Regions from separate parts of the Homo sapiens genome. Here region 1 is linked to region 2. The links are chromatin contacts, found by Hi-C in ENCODE. All regions are on one chromosome and are shown on one strand. The core of a region is the stretch at or near the end of the contact, and the rest is flanking DNA. Distances in the headings are between cores, read along the strand shown. Region 1 overlaps TBCD (tubulin folding cofactor D). Region 2 overlaps SEC14L1 (SEC14 like lipid binding 1).

Region 1 (3,054 bases), core at 125-2,624, 5.7 Mb after region 2:
TCTTCTGCCGTGAGTTGGCCTCTCTGCCTGTGCACGTGTGTTGCCGGCCCCGGCTCAGCTGTGGCAGAAGTCAGTCACCTGTGGAGTTATGGAAGTCCAGGCGGCCACCCCAGGCCGGGGCCTCATTCCGTTAAGTAGGGCCAGGTGTCTGTCCTCTCACGCGTCCGAGGTGGCTGCCGGCGTGCGGGTGTGACTGTCGATGAGAGCTCTGAGCTGGGATATCTGGTGACGGCTGCCCCTGCTTGGTCTTGCGGTGTGGCTGGGGAGAGGATTACTGGGTGGAATGTAGCCGTCCGCCTTTTGTGTTGACCTCTTGACCTCCCTTTTGGGAGGCTTATTAATGTCAAAAAGTGAAGATATGAGGATGGGATCGTAATTTCTTTGTGTTGCTTTCCAGTAGCCCAGGGACCAAGCTGTGGGAACCAGGCCTCCATGTGCTGGCCCCACCGTCCTCGTGGTGCCTGTGTCTGTCCAGGCTTAGTCCTCAGATCAGCTGCTTCACCACATTGGCTGCAGGCTGGGTGGCAGATGCCCCCAGGAGGAGGAGAAGCATTTCTTCCCAGGGCTTTGGCCTGTGCTGTGTGCCTGGAACCTTTAGGTGCTGTGGCTTCGCAGACCCGGACGCAGCGTGGAGGCCAAGCGGTGTCTGTACAGGACCCTTCAGTGATGAGGGTGGCCAGGCTCCAGCCAGGTCCTAGGGAAAGCTCTCCGAGAGCGACGGCTTAAGCAGTTCTGAAAAATTGCAAATGATCTGTGTTCTTGGAGAAAGAATGGGAGAGAAGCACTCACTCACAATAATGTTGCACCTACTGTGTGCGGGTAGGGTGCAGGCAGTGTGGTCCAGTGTGAGCGGGGAGGGTGCTGGTTGAGGGGTTAGTGCTCGGGACGCAGCCTTTGGACCCAGTGCCCTCCCAAAACTCTGCTCATCAGTGCCCCTGAGCTCAGCATTGACCCCTGGAGGAACTGGGCGCCTTCCCTGGTCTCAGACTGTAAGCCTCCTCGGGAAGCAGCAGTTGGCTCCTGATGCAGCTGGCCTCAGATCCTGTTGGGAGAGCAGGATTGGTGAGGAACCTGGAGAGGAGTAGGAGGTGCTGCCTGATAGCAGAGGTGGGTGATGGGGGCAGAGAGGGTAGCAGGGGCCCAGTTCAGTCCTGTCTGGTTTTCACGTGGAGCTTTTTATAGAGTTGTGCTTCTCAAGCCTTTCAAATGCCTCACAGCGGCAGTCCGACGTGCAGTCAGTGACAGCTGAGTAGATTACCACCCTCAGGACTAAATGCAAAATCATCTTCACTGGGTGCAGCATTTACAGTTTTGGTGCTGGAACCTCCTAACCAGTGTTCTTAGGGGCTGTCTTACCAGTGAAGGGAGCTGCCTGCTGTTGACGCTCCACAGGAGGTTTGCGGCATGGCTGCCATCTGTGTTGTGGCCTGGGACTTTCTTAGAGAGTGGGTAAAAGATGAGTCATCTCTTGTGTGATTTATCAGCTTCACTTGTGCTTCCAGGGCTCTTTGAAGCGTCTCACTTTTTAATTTCATGAAGAAACAAATGTAGTGCAGAGAACAGAAAGCTGCTGTGTGACCTGCGGGTGCCCAGCCTGTGGGGCTTCCTCATCGCCCCCATCCAGGCAGATCGAGTGCCGGCTCTCTGTGCTCTCCAGGAGGTGGCCTTTCACAGCAGGGACGTTCTGTGCTCTTATTTTAACAACTGTAAGAATCTGAGCTTGGTGACAGTTGGGTGACCCGGGCTCTGTGTCTTCGTGTTGGCCAGGGTGTGTCATACACCTGGCCTGGCCTGCGTGCCTCACGTGTGGTGGGGATTTGTGACTGTCCCCAGCACCTTGACAGAGGGTCCTTGACTCTGCGACCCTGCACAGTGGGTGGTGGCAGGTGGGATCTTGGTTCACAGGCACAGGTGGGGAGAGTTGCTGGGCCAGCGTGGCTGGGTGACTTTCCTGTGGAAAGAGCGGGCTTGGGGCTTGGTGCGTGATCCCACCGAGGCCGGGGTTGTGCTTGGGGCACTGGGGGAGAGCAGAGCAGGTGATGCATATCCGGGCGCCCACCCTAGCAGCACAGGAAGGGCTGGGATCACCACTCCCCGGGGCACCGTGGGGACAGCGGGGGCCTGCTCACTCCCCGGGGCACCGTGGGGACAGCGGGGGCCTGCTCACTCCCTGGGGCACCGTGGGGACAGCGGGGGCCTGCTTGTGTTGGGGGTGGGGCTCCTTGCCCCCCAAGGGCAGGCCGAGCACCAAGTCTGTGCTTGCCCCACTGTGCAGCGTTGCAGGTGCAGCAGACATGAGGCCAGCTGCTGCTCCCTGCAGGCAGCTGAGGGCCTCTGGGAAGGCTTCTCTACAACGTCCTGTGGGAACTGGAAACCCAGATGTCAGTGGAACCAGGTGTTCTGTCCATCACTGCCTCTTACCTCCTAGCAAATTCAACACTGGCGTTTTTTTTTCTGAGCAAGTTGAGCTGCATTTTTGGGACAGGAGCCATGGCTGTGTGTGCTGGTGCTGAAGGGAGGGTCTGCAGGGACGGCCACACGGATGGCTGTGTGTGCTGGTGCTGAAGGGAGGGTCTGCAGGGACGGCCACGCGGCTCTCGGGAGCCGTTTCCTGCGCTCGGGCTCTGCACCGGCAGGCTCCACGCTGAGGGTCCCTCCACATCCACCCCATCGTGGGAGGGAGGCTCAGTGCTCTGCAGGGGCCTGAGCAGTCGGGGAGACACCCCCTGCCCACAGCCACCCTCTCTGGGCTATGTGGGAGGTGCCCACGTTTCCACGCCTTCCTCGTGGAGGGTGTGGCGGGCTGTCTGTGCCGCGGGGGTACTCGGCTGCACTGTGCACAGCCCTCACCGCCCAGTGCCGAAATGGGAAGGCCTGACAGGGCGATGCGGTCTGCACCAGCTACATCTGCAGAAGTCCAGCACGATGCAGTTTATGCCTGGCAGTGATGTTTGTTTTTAAAATTAGTAAAACCTCATTAGTTATCAGAAGGCGTAACTATATGATGATTTTTTGTGGAGGGATTATTTCTACCTTTTGTGCAGAGAATGCCTG
Region 2 (3,161 bases), core at 624-3,123:
ACCCCTTTTTTCTGAGACGGAGTCTCTCTCTGCCGCCCAGTTTGGAGTGTGGTGGCACCATTTTGGCACACTGCGGCCTCTGCCTCCCAGGTTCTAGTGATTTTCCCACCTCAGCCTCCCAAGTAGCTGGGATTACAGGTGTATGCCACCGTGCCCAGCTAATTTTTGTATTTTTGGTAGAAATGGGGTTTCGACATGTTGGTCAGGATGGTCTCAAACTCCTGGCATCAAATGATCTGCCTGCCTTGGCCTCCCTAAGTGCTGGGATTACAGACGTGAGCCACTGCACCCGGCCTTATTCTTATTACCCTATATCCTATGACTTCCAGTTCACATGCACCATGGGCTACTGGAATTTTTTTTTTTTTTTTTTGGAGACAGGGTCTTACTCTTACTCTGTTACCCAGGCTGGAGTGCAGTGGTGCAATCACAGGTCACTGCAGCCTGCACCTCCTGGGCTCAGGTGGTCCTCCCATGTCAGCCTCCTGAGTAGCTAGAACTACAGGCATGTACCACCACACCTGGCTAATTTTTATATTTTTTGTAGAGATGGGGTTATGCTATGTTGCCTAGGCTGGTCTCAAACTCCTGGGCTCAAGTGATCTGCACGCCTGGGCCTCTGGATCGCTTAGGTTTTAATATGAATTCTGCAACATCTTTAGTTTGGTAATCTTTGTGGATTGCTACAGAGTAAATTAAATTATTTACAAAGAATAATATTGAATAATTTAATTATTCACAAGGAATAATCTTGAAAGATCTCATGTGTTCTTTACTCATCTTCCCCCAGTGATAACGTCTTGCAGAACTGTGTGCACCAGCACAGTCAGGATGCTGCCGTGCGCATAGTCGAGACGCAGAGTGCTTCCCAGGCATCTCTCTCATGGCCCTTTTACAGCCACACCTGCTTCGCTCCTGTCCCCACCCCTTCCTTAGCCCCGGCAACCACTCTTCTGTTTTCGGTTTCTCTAGTTTTGTCTTTTCAAGAGTGTTATGGACAGGGAATCATACCGTATGTAACTGCTGAGGCTTTTTTTTTTTTTTAGCTTAGCATAATTCTCCCACGATTCATCCAGTTCCTCACCTGGATCAATAGTTCATTCTTTTTTTTTGCTGAGTAGTGTTCCGTGGTGTGGCTGCAGCGCAGTCCATTTAGCCTCACTCAGGAAGGACATCTCGGAGTTGTTTCCAGTTTCTATTATGAGTAACGCTGCTATGAATGTTTGTATATGGGGTTTTGTGCGAACATAAGCTCTCATTGCTCTGGGATAAATGCCCAGGAGTGCATTTGTTGGGTTGTATACCGTTGCATGTTTAGGTTTTAAGAAGATACCTGTTTTCTGGAGTGGTTGCACCATTTTACATTCCTGCCAATGATGTGGAAGGGATTCAGTTCTTCCACATCCCAACCAGCACTGTGTTTTATTTTAGCCATTCTGATAGTTGTATAGTGATACTCCTTTGTGATTTTAATTTGCATTTCCCTAATGGCCCTTTTCTCTAATGAACATCTCTCGTGTGCTTATTTGCCATCTGTGTGTCCTCTCAGGTGAGATATCACTTCCTGTCTCTTGCACATTTTCTAATTGGACTTTTTAAAACTCTTGAGTTGTTTTTTTTTTTTAATCATGGTAAAAGCACATGAAATTTACCATCTTAACCATTTTTAAATTTCAATTGTGTGTCAAAAGACAAAATTACAAAAAAATTTAGTGTATGGATCTTAATTGGCTTTTTTGATTCCAGAATCAGGCAACACCTCATTCTATAAAACAGAATTCTGTGAAATAGAATGAGTGTTCTCATGAGCTGAGCAGGGGAAGCTGGCTTTGTAGACAGAAAAGGGGTGAGGGAAACAGACACAGAGAACAGAGAGCAGATGGGTGGTTTCAGAGTGACTTCCCTTGTAAAGGTTAACGCAGAGGGGACTTCCTTACCACGCTGGCCCAAACTGGCCCATTTGGGGGATTTGCTGTTCTCTTTCTCCTGACTTCTTGCAAAGTCAGATAAACAACTTACTTTTGGCTTGGTGGTATGGAGGTTACCAAGAGGGACTCCATTTTGGTTTGGTCTGCTGGGCCTGGTGCAGGAGCTCAGTCCAAACCAGTGTTCTCCTGGCTCACTGTATTTATGTTGAGTTTTAAGAATTTTTTATGTATTCTAGGCACTAGTCCTTTGTCAGATACATGGTTTGTAAATCCCTCCTCCCATTTTGTAGTTTGTTTTTTCATTCTCTTAACAGGGGTTTTGTTTTGTTTTGTTTTGAGATGGAATCTCACTCTGTCGCCCAGGCTGGAGTGCAGTGGCGCGATCTCGGCTCACTGCAAGCTCCGCTTTCTGGGTTCACGCCATTCTCCTGCCTCAGCCTCCTGAGTAGCTGGAACTACAGGCGCCCGCCACCACGCCCGGCTAATTTTTTGTATCTTTAGTAGAGACGGGGTTTCACCGTGTTAGCCTGGATGGTCTCAATCTCCTGACCTCATGATCTGCCCACCTCAGACTCCCAAAGTGCTGAGATTACAAGCGTGAGCCACCGCGCCCGGCCTTAACAGGGTCTTTCGCTGAGCAAATGTTTTTAACTTTGAGGAAGTTCATTTTATATATTTTTTCTCCTGTGGATTGTGATTTTGTTGTCACATCTAAGAATTCTTTGCCTAGCCCAGGATCCCAAAGATTTTCTATTTTTTTTCCCTAAAAGTTTTAGTTTTGTGTTTTACATTTAAGTCGCTGATCTTTGAGTTAATTTTTATACAAGGTGTGAGGTTTAGATCAAGATTCATTGTTATTATTGTTTCAGCCTATGGATGTGTAATTGCTCCAGTAACATGTTGAAAAGACTGGCGTGCTTTCTTTCCCTCATTGCTTTTACATCTCTGTTGAAAATCAGTCGGTGTTCCCTGACAGGTGCAGATACTAAAAAATAAATCAGTTGGGTGTATTTGTTTGAGTCTATTTCTGGGTTCTGTATTTTGTCCCATAGATCTGTATGTCAGTTACCCCTCTCCTAATACTAGATGGTCTTGATTACTGTAGTTATAGAGTAAGCCTTAATACCGGGGTGACTGATTCTTCCCAGTTTATTCATCTTTTTCAAAATCGTTTTAGTTGTTCTAGTTCCTTTGTCTTTCCATATAAATTTTAAAACAATCTTGTCTATAATT

Evidence for each region. Hi-C counts contacts between places; a loop is a spot of excess contacts on that map. Pooled maps may share reads with other maps.
Region 1: a loop to region 2 is called in a pooled map of psoas muscle, with 26 times the contacts of the local background. The contact joins two enhancer-like sites. A Hi-C loop is called at or near these places in 2 of 50 pooled maps.

The regions. Positions count from the first base shown.
Region 1 is chr17:82,862,722-82,865,775 of GRCh38, forward strand. All of the region lies in intron 13 of TBCD (tubulin folding cofactor D), which reads left to right. Among named protein-coding and RNA genes, the nearest start is that of ZNF750, 24 kb to the left of the region's middle. RefSeq lists an enhancer at 1,307-1,816 and a silencer at 2,107-2,186. Within about 2 kb of position 1,375, at least 17 of the 41 ENCODE cell types and tissues checked have a DNase peak (open chromatin) inside an H3K27ac peak, as active enhancers do.
Region 2 is chr17:77,187,383-77,190,543 of GRCh38, forward strand. All of the region lies in intron 3 of SEC14L1 (SEC14 like lipid binding 1), which reads left to right. Among named protein-coding and RNA genes, the nearest start is that of SEC14L1, 48 kb to the left of the region's middle. Within about 2 kb of position 1,874, at least 5 of the 41 ENCODE cell types and tissues checked have a DNase peak (open chromatin) inside an H3K27ac peak, as active enhancers do.